Linked DNA regions of Homo sapiens: region 1 is linked to region 2. Evidence: chromatin loops called from intact Hi-C (ENCODE). Cell type or tissue: PC-3. All regions are shown on one strand.

The links. Hi-C counts contacts between places; a loop is a spot of excess contacts. Peaks named below come from ENCODE experiments on the same cell type or tissue, not always from the same donor. Only the 100,000 strongest peaks of a DNase experiment are listed, where the experiment ranks them.
Region 1: a loop joins it to region 2, with 5 times the contacts of the local background. A loop is called at or near these places in 4 of 110 quality-filtered maps.

Annotation. Positions count from the first base shown.
Region 1 is chr14:81,301,313-81,305,312 of GRCh38, reverse strand. All of the region lies in intron 5 of STON2 (stonin 2), which reads left to right. Among named protein-coding and RNA genes, the nearest start is that of GTF2A1-AS1, 82 kb to the right of the region's middle. RefSeq lists a cis regulatory region at 1,820-1,830 and an enhancer at 1,753-1,897. In PC-3, no CTCF peak of the experiment used is centred here; a DNase peak (open chromatin) is centred at 1,882; H3K27ac peaks cover 1,514 bases.
Region 2 is chr14:81,381,183-81,385,182 of GRCh38, reverse strand. All of the region lies in intron 3 of STON2 (stonin 2), which reads left to right. Among named protein-coding and RNA genes, the nearest start is that of STON2, 17 kb to the left of the region's middle. In PC-3, no CTCF peak of the experiment used is centred here; a DNase peak (open chromatin) is centred at 2,472; H3K4me3 peaks cover 1,531 bases; H3K27ac peaks cover 2,778 bases.

The DNA.
Region 1 (4,000 bases), 80 kb after region 2:
AATTGGCATAGTCGCTTTGCATATCCAGTGAGAGAGCAGTTCTGCTCCTGAGTACCCAAGACAGAAGCAAGCATGTGTGCATCAAAGGCATGTGCAAGAATATTCATAGAAGCCTGGCTCTCAAATGTCCATCGACACTAACATGGATAAATTGTGTCACATTCACACAATTGAATACGATGCAGAAATGCAAACTAACACATCACATGTAATGAAATGAATGAATCTCATGAACATAAAGAGAACATACTATATGAATTCATTTATCTAAGTTCAAAAACAAGCACGTTACAGTATGGTGTTAGGAGTCAGAATAATTGTTACCCTGGGGGAAGAGGTAGTTAGTGATAGGAAGGGGGTACAAAGGGGTCTTCTGGGGATCTGTCTTTTGAGATAGTGAATTACCTACATGTCTTCACTTTGTAAAAAGCTATTGAACTTTAAACTTATGATTTATGTTATTTTCTGTGTATTTTATACTTTTTAAAAAGTTTGCCAAAAAAACAGAATAACAAGAAAGGCTAAAGTAACAATGCCTGGGTTTGAATCCTGATTCCATCCCTCCCTCCCTTCCTTCCTTTTTTCCTGTGACAGTCTCACTCTGTCACCCAGGCTGGAGTGCAGTGGCGCGATCTTGGCTCACTGCAACCCCCGCCTCCCAGGCTCAAGCAATTCTCATGCCTCAGCCTCCTGAGTAGCTGAGATTCATCACAGGCCTGTTTCATCACACCCAGCTAATTTTTGATATTTTTTGTGGAGACAGGGTTTCACCATGTTGGCCAGGCTGGTCTTGAACTCCTGACCTCAAGCAATCCACCTGCCTCGGCCTCCCAAAGTGCTAGGATTACAAGCATGAGCCACCATGCCCGGCCCTGATTCCATCTCTAACAGCGTGAGCTTGGGCAAGTTACTTAACTTTTTTGTGCTTTAGTTTTGTCATCTGTAAGAGGGAGATAAGAGCAGTACCTACCTCACAGGGTTGTTGAAAGGATCAAAGGAGATAATCCACGTAAAGTGCTTGAAACAGTGTCAGATACACAGTAACCAGAAAATAACTCTTAAGTAGATACACTTTACAGTGGCTCCTCCATAATAGGTGTGTGGGGGAATCTAAAAATGTACAAAACCCTGGTCTCAAGGAGGTTTTAATCATAATTAGAAAGATGAGATACGTAAAAGAACAACTATTTGACTCTACAAGAGAGTATTGGGAAATTCCAAATGAGCGATGCCGATAAGAAAATCAGAGGAATTTGGTGGAAGGAGTGATTACTGTAGTTTAGAGTGTTCTGGGCAAAACTCATGCCGTTGTTAAAAGTCAGGATAGTCATTATTCACGGTCGGGGAAGAGGTTGGTCAGGAGCACAAAGGCAATTGTTTCTTGATCTGGGTGCTGGTTACATGCATGTGCTCAACTGTGAAAATATATGGAGCTACGATATGTGCACTTTTCTGTATATGCGTTCTACTTCAAGGAGGTTAAAAGGGCATTGGTTTCGAAACCTGGTTGATATTTGACCATAGGCATGTTATGTAAGCTCTATGAGTTTCATTTTCCTCACATATAAACTGTAAATATACCTCCCCTTGGGTTGTCATAGGGTTAATGAAGGCAAAATCCAGTCCAGGATGGGACAGTAAAATATTTCATGTACCTGATCTGCTCACTGAGGAAGAGGGTGACAAACGGAAGCAGACCCTTCCTGTGTTAAGATTTGGAGCCTCTCTCTGGGGTTCATTGCTTTGTTGGAAGAATGACCTCATGTCATTATTGATGTTGTGAATGGAACCTGTTTCAGTGTGTCACTGTGGTGGCGCAATGACTCAGCCACTGGGGCAAAGGGCACTTCTGCCTGTCAGGGCCACTGCTTGACACTTGTCCCACACCACCACTGTTGGTTTCCTTTTTCTGTGCTTAGTCATAGCCACACCTGCAAGTGTGCACAATGCTTGATCCAGGTGTGCACTTAGTAAATATTTACTGAGTGCCTGCTGTGTGTCAGGCTCTGATGGAGCATATAATAATGACTAAAAGCAGAGTAAAAGTAAAACAACATAACACATTGAAGGCTTGCCCTTCAAATATTTTGGTCTACTAACAAGGTAGACATGTTTCTTCTGAAAGCTACTTTTCCCCGTCTCTTCCCTTCTTTCTCTCTGCTTATCCTCTGCTCACCCAATACACATTTTCTTATTCTCATTCTCATTTGTATTCATTATCTCTTTTACACACACACACACACACACACACACCCCCCACACATGTACACCCTCACTGAACTCCATTCCATATAATCAGTCTAACAGCCATTTAACAAAAGCAATCAACTCAGCAAATATTTTTCTACTTGTTCCTGCCCCTCCAAACTATAGATGGCAGTGCCTTACATTAATTATAGCAGAAACAATCATTAAGTGTTCATTCTGTGTACGGCACCATGTCAGGTACTTGCCCACATCATCTGTAATTCTCACAACATCCTGCAGGGCATCGTTATCCCATTTGATAGGTGAGGGACCTGAGGCTTACAGATCTTATATAATTTTCCCACTGTCCCCTACAGCCTGTTTGTGGCACAGCACAAGTCCGCTGTCTCTTGACATGCTGTATTCCTTGTGGAGACATTTGCAGTGTCCTCTCTGATGATTAAATGATGTAAACACCCTCTGTATCAGTTTGTCATGCAATCAACTTTATATGCAAAGCTGTGTATTAGCAGAAGTTGCCACTATGGATTCTGACACCATGGTCATTCTCTTACTTTAATGAGTGTAGTTTGACTAGAAATGTCAGTATAGAACCAGTCAGCCTTGCAAACACTTTCTGAGTTGTTGCATAAATGCTTTAACATTCAGAAGCACTAACCTGCTGCACCATCCGAAGGGATACTGAGCCTATTTCGTTATCTATATTAAAATCTTGGATCCAAGTGAGACTTTCCATCACTACAGGAAGAGCCTGTGTGTATTGAGAAAGTTCTGCCATTTTGGGCCTTCTTTATTAGACTGTCTCTCTTAGACTACTTTAACACTTATTGTTAGCCTCTGTTCCAGAAATTTGTAGACAGATAGGGGTATCTGATGCTGATTAAAGTGAGTATTGCTGTAAGCTGGGCACAGAGGGGCAGCTGATATGGTGCATGCTTACAAATGCTGTTCTAAATGGTTTTCCACAGACAGGCACAGTCCAGAGTGGCTACTACTCCCATTAGTCCTGATGTTTTTGTGTCCTCGCCTCCAGCCTTCTAATAAACCACTCTGATTGGGACAGCCAACTGCCCTCAGTGCACAGTGTCATGTTATGCATTGGGGCTTGAGTCATATTCAAGTGAGGAGGGAGGTCAAAGCTAGCAAATCACCATGGGCTTAAGATCTAGGCTTAAGCTGTTTAGCCTCAGAAACTTAATATTATTGTATTGAGAAGCAAGCATTTCTGGAGATTGACAAATCTACAATAGGAGATGTATATTGGGCAATATGACTAATAACAGTTATTTGTTCAAAAACTAAAAGCTACTAAAAATGGAGTTTCCTCTGCATGGGCTCAGTTCTTTACATGTATTTTTTCCAGTTCTCACAACAACCCTTCAAGTTTTTGAGTAATTATTCACATTTCACAAATGTGAATACTGAGCTGGCATCCCAACCAGATGTATTTACTTCCAAATCTTGAGCACGTTCCACTCTGTCTCAATGTCTTCAGACATTCTCTCTGCTAGTATATCACCCAACTGAAATGTCAGCTCCTTTGCCAGTTTGGCTTCAACTATCCCAGGCAGAATTACTGGTCATTTCCTCTTTTGGGTTCACACAGCACTTTTTATATACCCATAAGAACACTTTGTGTTGTATTGTAATTGCTTTTGCTGTATTGTGGTTGTTGGTTTATTTGCCTGTTGCCTCTGCTAGTCTCTGAACTTCTTAAAGGTAGTGACAAAGTCTTATTCCTTCTTTTACATTTAGCTTGTCATAGGACCTGGCAGTGTTGTGTAGTGTGGAA
Region 2 (4,000 bases):
CCTTGGTGTGGGATACAAAACACAATAAACCACCCAAGCATGCATCAATTAACTAGTTCATTCATGCAGAAAAAAATGTAGGTGCTGGGAATACAGTTATGGGAGAGCTGGACACAGTCCCTGCTCTCCCCACGTTGAAGTTGCCTAACAGTTGGGCAATCTGTTACTAATGGAGCTTTTGGGGAGTGAACAAGAGCTCCTCTGAGCTAGTCCTGGGAGCAGTAGCTGCTTCATACTGCCAGCTATGAAAAAGCAGAGGAGCCACAGATAAAAGAATGGAGTTAGATCTATTTTCTGTGCATGGATGGGCACATTTACACATCAAAAAAATCCTATAACTCTGGTGATTAAACATCAAAATATAAAGGACATGACATCAAAATATATGTATTTAAAATTTTAATCTACCCAGGATCCCGAAGGACAAGAAGAAAGAAAAATACTGTATTAGCTGACAACTTGCAGATTTATTATTCACATAATCCATGTTATTTTGATTTCCCGCTTTATGCTCACGTTCAAGTCATGTTCAAACACTGTGGATACAGCCAAATACTCGTGCCCCATGGAGCCCACATTCTGCGGGGGGACAGGGAGGGGGGTTCATACCAGAAACACACTAAAGAAGTAAATATAAGTGTGTTAGGGGCTGGGCGCGATGGCTTACGCCTGTAATCCCACCACTTTGGTAGGCTGAGGCGGGCAGATCACTTGAGGTCAGGAGTTTGAGACCAGCCTGGCCAACATAGTGAAACCCTGTCTCTACTAAAAATACAAAAATTAGCCGGGCGCCTGTAATCCCAGTTACTCGAGAGGCTGAGGAAGGAGAATTGCTTCAACTGGGGAAGCAGAGGTTGCAGTGAGTTGAGATTGTGCCACTACACTCCAGCCTAGGCAACAGAACAAGACTGTGTCTCCAAAAAATAAAATAAATAAATAAATAAATAAAAATAATACAGTAAGTGTGTTAGGTAACAAACTGGGAAGGAGAGAAAAATGAGGCAAAACAAGGGACTATGGTGAGGGGGATGTGAAATTTTCCATAAGGCCAGGGAGTGACTGTTTGAGAGGTAAATGTGAGTGAAGACCTGGGGGAAATGGGGCAGCAAGCCTTGCAGAAAGTAGGGAGGAGTCTTCCATGTGGAAGGAACAGCAAGTGAATAGCCCTTGAGGGGCACCTGTGCTCTTGGTGTGTGACCGGAGTAGAGTGAATGTGGAGAGAAGACAAGGAGGTGAGGCAGAAACGTTACAGAGACTCAGACACACAGGTCCTTGGCAGACATGTTGAGGACTTTGATTTTTTATTGTGGGTGAGATGGAAAGCTAATGGAGGGTTTTGAACTGAGGTGTGGCCTGATCCAGCTTGAGTTTCAACAGTAATTCTGTTAAAACTGTGTGGCAGCTATGGTGTAGCGGTTGAGAGTGGTGTATCTGAGAATAGACTGGGAGGAGAGGACAGAGGTGGAGGCAAGGAGACCAGGTAGGAGGCCACTGTATCCATCCAGGCAAGAGAGGATTGTGGCTTGCAGCAGGGTGGTAGCTTGGAGAAGGCAGGAAGTGATTGGATTCCAGATGTATTTTGAAGGTAGGACTAGCAAAAATTGTGATGGAGCAACTGTGAGAAGAATCAAGGATGACTTGATGGTTTTGTTCTGAGCAGTTGAAAGGATGCAGGGGCTGGTTTGGAGGGAATAACAGGAGCTTAGTTTTGGACATGTAAAGTTAGAGACCCAGATGGAGATGTCAAGTCGATTTGGACAAAAATATATGTTTGAGAATAATAACCATCACCACCTAACCCATGTTGAGTACTCTTTTTGTGCCAAGCACTTTTGCTAGTGCCTCATCAGTATTAACCTAATCCCCTTAGGAGGTTTGTACTCTCTTCAGCTCCATTTTACAGGTGAGAAAAAGGAGGAACAAATGGATTTGAGCAACTTGCTCCAGGCTACAGGGCTGGATTTGGTATGCAAACCAGGCAGTCTGGATCCAGGGTCCCTGATCTTAACCTCATAGGAAAGGAGAAGAAGCAGATATTGATCTTTCCTTCACTTTATTCCTTCAAGCTGGATGGATGTGGCTTGAAATATGATGGCAGCATCCTGTTTTTACCTGGCTCAGACATCAAAGGTCTGGCCCCTGGGAGCAGAGTCAGCTCCAAGCCCAGTACTTTCTTTCAGCTAAGCTTGTGGCCTGAGGACATTCAACTAAGAACCTGAATAAAATAACTTATCGGAGATTTCTAAGCCGAAAAATAAACAAAGTGTATTAGAGCGAATGAGAACAGTTTGTGAGAGGCAGAAGCTTTGCTTCTCCCAAATGCACTCTTCCTAGTTTCTCTTTCAAGAGAAACGTTGGCATTTTATCTCACAAATGTAAGGAGCCGATGTGCAAATACCATTAAGTGAAATAGCTTTCTTACTGAGTAATCTGTCTTTTTTTGATATGTGGTTTTAATAAGTTTTATTACCTATTGAATAAATACAAAAGAACATTTAAGATTGTGTATTAGATTATAAAGAACAGCAGTACAACCCATCACCCAGTTTAATAAATGGAATATTGTCATCGCCGGAGGCCCTGCGTGTTTCCCTACTGATCACACCCTCCTCCCTCATCACATCCCCTTCCCTCCCCTCTGTATCACCACCTTCTGAGTTTCATGATGATAACTACCTTACTTTTCTTGACAGTTTTACTACCTACACATGCATCAAGAATGATAATTTAGCCTGGTTTTGAACTTTATATATATGGAATAATACTGTATTACTCTGTGGCTTACTCCTTTAATACATTTTTTGTGGGAATTGTCCATGTCAAAAACGAAAAGAACTTGTAGCTATGGTTCTTTTAGTTTTTATTACTCTGTGTTCCATTATAGTAATATGCTACAATCCATTTATCCATTCTGTTTTTGATGGACATTTGGATTGTTTCTTTTCTTTTCTTTTCTTTTTTTTTGAGACAGAGTCTTGCTCTGTCGCCCTGGCTGGAATGCAGTGGCACGATCTCAGCTCACTACAACGTCCGCCTCCCGGATTCAAGCGATTCTCCTGCCTCAGCCTTCTGAGTAGCTGGGATTACAGGTGCCTGCCACCACACCTGGCTAATTTTTTGTGTTTTTAGTAGAGATGGGGTTTCACTGTGTTGGCCAGGCTGGTCGCAAACTCCTGACCTCGTAATCCGCCTGTGTCAGCCTCCCAAAGTGCTGGGATTACAGGTGTGAGCCACCGTGCCCGGCCCATTTGGGTTGTTTCTAAGATGATAATGCACTTCCATGAGCATTATTTTTGTCTTTCTATGAACATTTTTAACGTGTATCCTGGTGAACATGTGCAGGTGGTTCTCTTGTATAAAAAAGTAGGATGGGAATTGCTGTGCTTTAGGATGTGTTCATATTCAGCTTAATCAGATAACAACAAGCCATTTTCTAAAGTGGTTTCTAGTTACTATCCTACCAGCTGTACATGAAAGACACTGTGGCTCCATTTCCTCAGCTGCACTTAGGATTGTCATATTTTTCTATTTTTGTGATCAGGGAAGTGGAGAAAGAAAGGGGGAAGGGTAACAGGATCTTAATATATCATGTGATTTAAATTGCATTTCCTAGATTACTAACAAGGTTGAGAGCATCCTTTTTTGGTGCCATTTGGATTTTTCTTTCATGAAATCCCTGTTCAGCTATATTCCTGTTGGTGTCTCTGCCTTTTTCTTGCTGATTTCTGGGAGTTCCTGGTGCATTCAATGTGTGGCACATATTATCTCCTATCCTGTGAATGGTCTTTTCATTCTCCTTATGTCTTTTGGCAAAAATAAGTTATTTATTTTAATGATACAGTTTTTTTCAATTTCTCTTTTATTATTAGTGCTTTCTGTGTCTTGGTAAAGAAAATATTTCTCTACTCCAAAGTCATGAATGCATTTGGCTATATTGTCTTCTAAAATGTTTCTTATATAGCCTTCACACTTTGACATTCAATCTAGCTAGAATTGATTT